Regions from separate parts of the Homo sapiens genome. Here regions 2 and 3 are each linked to region 1. A link is an interaction called in ENCODE POLR2A ChIA-PET data of the cell type or tissue named here. Cell type or tissue: PC-9. All regions are shown on one strand. Region 1 overlaps LRP1 (LDL receptor related protein 1). Region 2 overlaps LRP1 (LDL receptor related protein 1). Region 3 has its middle 4.3 kb from the start of NEMP1.

Region 1 (2,500 bases):
CCCCTGTCTCTCCGCCTCTGGGTTTCTGCCTCTCATTCGGTATCAGCTTCTGTCCCTGGTTCTCAGCCTCTGTCCCTGGTTCTTCCCATCTCTCAGGCCAAGGTGAGGGCTTCCCACCTGCCTCCCGGGTGGGTAGTTTGAGAAACTGCCTCCTGGTGGACCTTCTCCTAGCAGGTCCTGACAGGCGGAGTGGGGGATGCTGACTGGAGGGGTATGCCTTCCAAGCTGCAGCGGGGGTCCCTTGTCGCTCTGCCCAGGATCTTGAGGTGACAGGCAGAGATCAGTGGCTCCCGGGGGGCACCAGATGCACCGATGGCAGAGGGGCAGGGTTGGGGCTGGTGGTGGTGGGAGCAGGCAGGCGCTGGGGCAGGGAGGGGAGCTGGCTGGCAGAGGGTGGAGGGGTGTGGCAAAATAGCCGGAGAGAAGGAAGCGAGAGACTGGGCTGGGGTCCCCCGCAGGTGCATAATGAGTGCTGAGGCGGGGGCTGTGTGGGGCTTCAGGATAGGCGGTGCTCCAGGCGTACAGACACCACCTGGTGGCCAGATTGGGACACAGACCTCCTACTCGGCAACCACGGATTCTGTTTCCCCGCAGTTGCCCATCCAGGGCCCTTTTGAAGGCAGGGGAGGATCTCAGAGTTGGCTTGGAGGATGAGGTTGGAGAGAGCTTCTGAAGGCTAAGAAGGGAAGGGGAGGGCTCCTCTTTCCACAGGTGCCTAGACTTGTAGCTTCCCCAAGGCAGAAGGAAGCCTGGGAGGAATCTCCTGGAGTTGAACCAGTGAGGGAGGAGGAATGAAAGGCAGCACTTCCTGGTTGGGAGTTGGGTAAGGGATCTTCAGACATTTGCAGCCACCCTTCCTGAGCTCATATTTGCTGTACTGGGACTCAAACCCTCTCTAGTCCTGGGCAGTGTAAACTGTGCAACTTTCTGCAAGAAGTTTCCCCCTCTAGGCAGGGGTTGAAATGGACCTGGACACTTTTGATTGACAGTTTTTTCCTGTTACCCCCTGGAATGACTGAAATGATTGGTGAGCTGGAGCTGCTGGGGGCCTAGAGGGCCTGGCAAACTGGTCTTCCCAGCTCTCCTTTACCGCAGGAGACACCTGGCTCTGGAATGCAGCATTTTACTTCGCATTTGATTCATTAGTCTCCACAAAGTGAGACGTCAGTGCTTCAAGAGCAGACTCAGGCAGAGAGAACCGCATGGGAGGACCCTGAAGGATGAGAAAACCTTTGCAGCCTCAGTGTATTCACTTCTTATAGTGGGGCTTCTCACTGTGGGTGATCATTTTGGGTAGGGGGGTGGTGTCTGGTAGAAGTGAATGCAGAGAAACAGATCTGAGTTAGTGTCCTAGACCCAGAGGGAACACAAAATCTGGAGACTCGAAGTCATGGCTGAAGGTCACACAGCCAGGAGAAGCAGATCTTCCATGTCAAGTCCAGTGCCACCCGCTTCCCGGGCACAGTAAGATGGAGAGGGGGAGGGCCCTGGGAGAAGGGCACTAAAAACCACGCGCCAGCCTGCCTCCAGCACGGGGCAGGTCTCCCTCTGGTGGCCGAAGCAGGAAAGCGCAGCCCCAGCTCCCAGCGTCTCTCACACACAGGCAGACACCAGCGGCTTTTTTTCTTTCTTTTTTTTTTTTTTGGCCTTTTTTTTTTTTTTTTTTTTTACAATTTTATTTATAACAATATCTGTGTTATTTAGTTGTAAAGGAATTCAGCAAAAATTATTAAAACGTTCACGTCCCCAAAACGGGGCTGCCCGCTTTCCCTTCCTGGGTGTGGCCCACCTCCTTGGCGTCCCCAGGGGAGGGGAGGCTGGAGGAATGTTTACCAGAGGAAGTCTCCAGCCCTGGGAACCTCGGTGGGGGCCCTGGAGACAGGGAGGGCCTGTCTGGGAGGGGGGTTGAGCATGGCCATCTCATAGGTGCCCCTGGAGTTGGGGCTGGGGTTTGGGGTGGCCTCCCCCAAGAACTAAAACACTCCATCCTTTCCCGCCTACCTCACCCAGAGCCACGTCTTCCAGACAGGGGCAGCAAAGAACTCTCCCTTCCCAGAATTAGCCCTCAGGAAGCTGTGGGAGCGGGCAAGCAGGGATGGGGCGAGAGGGGAGAGCCTTGGCAAAGTGTCTTATACAGGGAGGGGAAGGCTGCACCACCAGCTCTCCCAGTGGGGTGCGTTCTGGTGGGAGGGTAGGAGGTGCAGCCCCAAGCCCTCCCTGCCTGTCTCCCTGAAGGCAGCATGGGGGTGCCAAGGAGCAGGCAGGGAGGGGATGGAGAAATAATACTGTGCTCGCTTGCCGGCTTGCTCGCTCACATATAAAATGTAATTCCTTCATTTTTACATTTATACATCCGGCGGGGCCAGGGAAGGGCTGGCTGGGGAGGGGCTCACTGAAGGACTTCACTGGCAGGGGGCAGGAGGCTTTCTGGGGGCAGTCCGACGGGGCAGGGCCCTATGCCAAGGGGTCCCCTATCTCGTCCTCAGGGCCCCGGCCCAGG
Region 2 (2,500 bases), 65 kb after region 1:
AAGAAGGAAGTTTTCCTGTTACAGGCTCCATAGGCCTCTGGAGCTTCTTTGATCATGGCCTCTTCACCTGACTGCAAATACTGTAAGGAGAGCGCTGCCTTTTGTCTTTGTCTCAGGCGTCTGACACACATGTATTGATCCATTGAACAAATATTTATTGAAGACTGAGTCTGTTGTTCTAGAGCTGGGACATCATTTTCCCCCTCTCTTCTACTGCCAGGATCCTGCCTCTCTGGCCTTGGGACACTCCAAGACAGTGGGAGAGGACAGTCTGTCTAGTAATCCTACTCAGGGATCTCGCCTGGGCCTGGGAGAGATGGCGGAGAGTCTGAGGACTTCGAAGGTGGGAAGGAGACCTCCTGGCGAGCCTGGCAGAAGCTCTGCTAAACGATGTGGCCTCATGCTCCTTGTTTCCTGCTGGGTCCCGACTTCAGCTCTTCCTTCCACCAGCCAGTCTGGAGCTTAGCCGTGTTGTGTCACCTCGTTCTCCTGGGCTCTCTTCCTGCTCCTGCCTGTGATTCCAGCCTGTGGTTATGTCCTGCTACCTTCCCCTGCCTGGCTTAGGTCCCCAAGAGGCATTTCGACCTAGATCCCAGGGATGATGCCTGGATTCCACTCAGCCCATCTTAGGGTCTTCCCTCTATTGAGAAATCCTTGCCGGGCTCTAAAACACATCTCTCTTGCTTAAGTTACTTCCTTTGGCTTGAAAACAGCAAGGGGAGTGCTGGGAGCAGTCTGGGTGGAGAGGCAATTTCAAGGAGACAGCGGGGGAGGAGAGGACAGGGCTGGATCTGGGCCGGGAGACACAGGGCTGGCCCGGGCCAGGAGAGAGGAGGAGCAAGAGTGAGCTGTTAAATGATTAGGAAACTCAGAACAGGAATGGGAAGCAAAAGTGCCAGGATGCAGGGGGCCTAAGGCCAAAGAGTGGGGTGGCTAGAGCCACCCCTCCCCAAACAGCCTGGCATCCCATGGGTCAGAAAGGCCAAGGATGGGCATGGTTAGCTTTCACATGTGAAGTCTGGAAGTGCTTTGTAGGCAGGGTGGGAGGCTGAGAGGGTCCAGGGGTGCCCAGCACAGTGGGGAGGTAGCACCCCTTCCAGCAGCAGCAGCCAGTTCATTAGACTCAGAGGGACTGCTGTCTGCCCCTTCTTTGCCTCCCCTCTAGACAAATCACTACCCCATTTCCTGTTGTGATTTCGAAAACACACACACTAAAAAAATAAATAAATAAAAGAAAGGGAGAGGAAGGGAAAAGTGAAGTTGGCCAGCTGGACCTGGGACCCATTTCGCAACCTTGCTGCCTGCAGCCTAGGGGCCCTTTGCTGAGCTCCCCAGCCACCTCCTTCTTCCCCATGCAGCATGGTGCAGGGAGGGGAACCCTGAGACCTCTGAGAGCCCCTTCAGACCATCCTTTCACACACAGTCCAAACTCCTGAGTGACTTCAGCAAACCCGATTTCCTTCAAGGCCTCTATTTACAACCTCAGAACCTCCCCTCACCATACACACCCATGTTCCCAGGACCCCAATCTTGCAGTCTGCCTCATTCTTTCTACAGTGGTGGCATCCTCCAAGGTGAAGGGAATACAGATCAGAGGAGCTCAGCTTAGGAAATGCAGGGCTGGGCTGGGGTCGGTAGACTGCACCACCAGGCCTGCCCAGGGGCAGCCTGGCAGGAGGCTGGACAAAGCTGGGTTACAGGCTCCATAGGCCTCTGGAGCTGAGAGACTGGTCAGAGGTGGGGGTGAGAGTGCGCAGGCCTGGTTCCTGACTAAGGGACTATCAGGCCTGTTGATCCCTCTGGGCCTCAATTTTCAGAACTTTAGTCTTTTGTGTATCACTTTCAAAATGTCTACCATGCTTATGTACAGCTTGCGCTACTGTTTATTACCAGTTATTTCAATTAACTTACTTTTCTTATTTCGCTGCATGCTAAACAATTGCTGAAGTAACAGATTTGATGTGCTAGTTACAGGAGTTTCCTAATGCATATCAAATAAAAACGTAACTATAACAGTTAAAAAAAAAAAAAAAAAGCTTGTCCAGGTACCATCTAAAATCAAATCAATGCATAGCCCCTTTGAGAAAGCAGTAGTGAAAGCCAGGGCTGCTCTTGGTACTGGCCAAGGGTCTTGCCTTCTCTTCCGGCTCTCACCATGGAGTTCTCTGGTCTTGGAATTCGAGCCTCATAGACCTCCCCAAACCACTGGGCCAGCGGCAGAGGGGAGGGGGAGGTAATCTCAGGTGGGAGGAAAAGAGATGACCCACCCAATCCAGGGGGATAACACTGGGCCTGAGGCAGGAGGGTCAGCAGCCCTGGGGCATTGAAGAGGAATGTTCACACACTGCAGGGCCTCAGGGGGGCCCTCGGGGGCTCTCAGGACTCCACAACAGGTCTGACTCACATGGCCCAGGACACATGTGAACCAGGCTCATTTCCTGGCCTCCTTCCTTCTTTCTATTCTATTTCTGCTTCCAGAGTTTTCTCTGGGGCAGGCTCC
Region 3 (2,500 bases), 130 kb after region 1:
ATGGAGTGTTCCTTCTCAAAACTCTGGAATAGCCTTCATCAAATATTCGTGGCCTGCAAATCCTTTATCCACAATTCCTAAATTTAAAAAAATTATGAAAACCAAAAGCTTGACCGGGTACTGTGGTTTATGCCCTTAATCTCAGCACTTTGGGAGGCTGAGGTGGGTGGATCACCTGAGGTCAGGAGTCCAAGACAAGCCGGCCAACATAGCGAAACCCCGTCTCTACTAAAAATACAAAAATTACCTGGGCGTGGTGGCGCATGCCTGTAATCCCAGCTACTCGGGAGGTGGAGGCACGAGAATCGCTTGAACCTGGGAAGCAGAAGTTGCAGTGAGCCGAGATCGCGCCATCGCACTCCAGCCTGGGTGACAGAGTGAGACTCGGTCTCAAAACAAAACAAAACAAAACAAAACAGAAGAAAACAAAAATTAACTGGGCGTGGTGGCGGGCGCCTGTAATCCCAGCTACTCGGGAGGTGGAGGCATGAGAATCGCTTGAACCTGGGAAGCAGAAGTTGCAGCAAGCTGAGATCACGCCATTGCACTCTGGCCTGGGCGATAAAAGCAAAACTCCGTCTCAAAAACAAAAACAAAATCTTTTTCATAACATATTTGACAATAAAACCTAATCTGAACTGAATTTATTTTGTGGCAGAACCTGACCTAAACTTACATAAGGTTATTTATAGTTTTCACTTTTCCATCTTTCACTTACCACAGTATGAAGTCATATGTGTCATTCCAGAAATATTAATTTGTTTGATTACTGGGTGCTGTCCTGATGCATTGGGATTGTTGCTTTATATTTTGTATATGCACCATACTATCTTTCAAAAATCCAAAAAATTTTGAAACACATTAACCATCCAGATTTCCCACCCCATTTACTCATCAGTGTTGGCCTGAGTTCTTTTGGCTATTTGCATAAATCCAATCCACCTGCAGATAATGAATATTCATTGCATTGTGTGTTATAGACTCTGAAGGAGATTCTTGTTGTTTTGAGCAGTGTCCTCATTAAAACAAAGCTAAAAGCTTCTTGAATGACTATCTTGAAATGACAGCACTCATTTGGATGATAAGTTGTAATGTGTTTATGGACAGCCAGTCTCATTACCATACACTTCATTTATATATTTTAATAGTCAGTGGTCAGTGATCTTCTGAAATTAGTTCCCCTGGATTTGCTTTAGTGAAAACCAAAGAGCAAGCTCTGAATGATGAGAATGGGGCCTGATAAAAAAAAATGAAGTATGTGTATATATATGTGTATATATACCTACACATAAAAAAATACATATACATATCTATACATATATATTAGCCTTTATTTTATTTTATTTATTTATTTTGAGACAGGGTCTCACTCTGTCACCTAGGCTGCACAGTGGTGCAATCACAGCTCATTGCAGTCTTGACTTCCCAGGCTCAGGTGATTCTCCCACGTCAACCTCCCAAGTAGCTGGGACCACAGGTGCATGCCACCACACCTGGCTAATTTTTTTTTTTTTTGTATTCTTTGTAGAGACGGGGTTTCACTATGTTGCCCAGGCTGGTCTCAAACTCCTAGGCTCAAGTGATCCACCTGCCTCGGCCTCCCAAGACATTGGGATTACAGGCATGAGCCACTGCACCTGCCCAATTTATTCATTTTTTTAGCAACAAGGTCTTACTCTGTCACCCAGGGTGGAGTGCAGAGGCATGATCATGGCTCACTGCAGGCTCAACCTCCCAGACTCAAGTGATCGTCCCATCTCAGCCTCCTGAGCAGCTGGGACTACAGGCACGTGCCAACACACTTGGCTAATTTTTGTATTTTTGTAAAGACAGAGTCCTACTATGTTGCCCAGGCTGGTCTTGAATTCCTGGGCTCAAGCCATCCTCAGACCCGGTCTCCTAAAGTGCTGGGATCACAGGTGTGAACCACTGAGGCTAGCCAACTTTATTTTTAGAAACATTACATGTACAGAAAAATTGAAAAGATAATATGGTGAATTCCTATATACCCTACATTCAATTTCCTCAATTATTATCTGACATTAGTATGGTACATTTAGCACCATTAATGAAACAGTATTGAAACATTATTATTAACTAAAGTCTACAGTTTATTCAGATTTCCTTTGAGTTTTTGTTGTTGTTGTTGTTGTTTAGACTGAGTCTTACTCTGTCACCGGGCTGGAGTGCAGTGGCACTGATCTTGGCTCACTGCTGCAACCTCCGCCTCCCAGGTTCAAGTGATTCTCCTGCCTCAGCCTCCTGAGTAGCTGGGTTTACAGGTGCCCGCCATACGCCCAGCTAATTTTTGTATTTTTAGTAGAGACGGGGTTTCACTATGGTGGCCAGGCTGGTCTTGAACTCCTGATCTCGTGATTCGCCCGCCTTGGCCTCCCAAAGTGCTGGGATTACAGGCGTGAGCCACCATGCTCAGCCTCCGTGTTTTTTTTTGTTTTCTTATTTTTTGAGACGGAGTCTTGCTCTGTCGCCCAGGCTGGAG

Evidence for each region. ChIA-PET counts read pairs that join two places held together with the same protein. Peaks named below come from ENCODE experiments on the same cell type or tissue, not always from the same donor. Only the 100,000 strongest peaks of a DNase experiment are listed, where the experiment ranks them.
Region 2: POLR2A ChIA-PET joins it to region 1 with 25 read pairs; 7 of 35 experiments call an interaction of 5 or more read pairs at or near these places.
Region 3: POLR2A ChIA-PET joins it to region 1 with 33 read pairs; 13 of 35 experiments call an interaction of 5 or more read pairs at or near these places.

Annotation. Positions count from the first base shown.
Region 1 is chr12:57,212,510-57,215,009 of GRCh38, reverse strand. It overlaps LRP1 (LDL receptor related protein 1), which reads right to left. Exons shown (of 89, transcript NM_002332.3): 89 at 1,649-2,500. The coding sequence ends at 2,455. Among named protein-coding and RNA genes, the nearest start is that of NXPH4, 3.0 kb to the left of the region's middle. RefSeq lists an enhancer at 1-338 and a silencer at 1,572-1,621. In PC-9, CTCF peaks have their summits at 315, 518 (motif pointing left) and 1,508 (motif pointing left); DNase peaks (open chromatin) are centred at 609, 1,089 and 1,519; H3K4me3 peaks cover 891 bases; H3K27ac peaks cover 1,358 bases.
Region 2 is chr12:57,147,692-57,150,191 of GRCh38, reverse strand. The region is part of intron 6 of LRP1 (LDL receptor related protein 1); the gene reads right to left. Among named protein-coding and RNA genes, the nearest start is that of LRP1-AS, 1.3 kb to the right of the region's middle. RefSeq lists an enhancer at 246-1,173. In PC-9, no CTCF peak of the experiment used is centred here; no DNase peak of the experiment used is centred here.
Region 3 is chr12:57,081,873-57,084,372 of GRCh38, reverse strand. It overlaps a transcript of NEMP1 not described here. Among named protein-coding and RNA genes, the nearest start is that of NEMP1, 4.3 kb to the right of the region's middle. In PC-9, no CTCF peak of the experiment used is centred here; no DNase peak of the experiment used is centred here.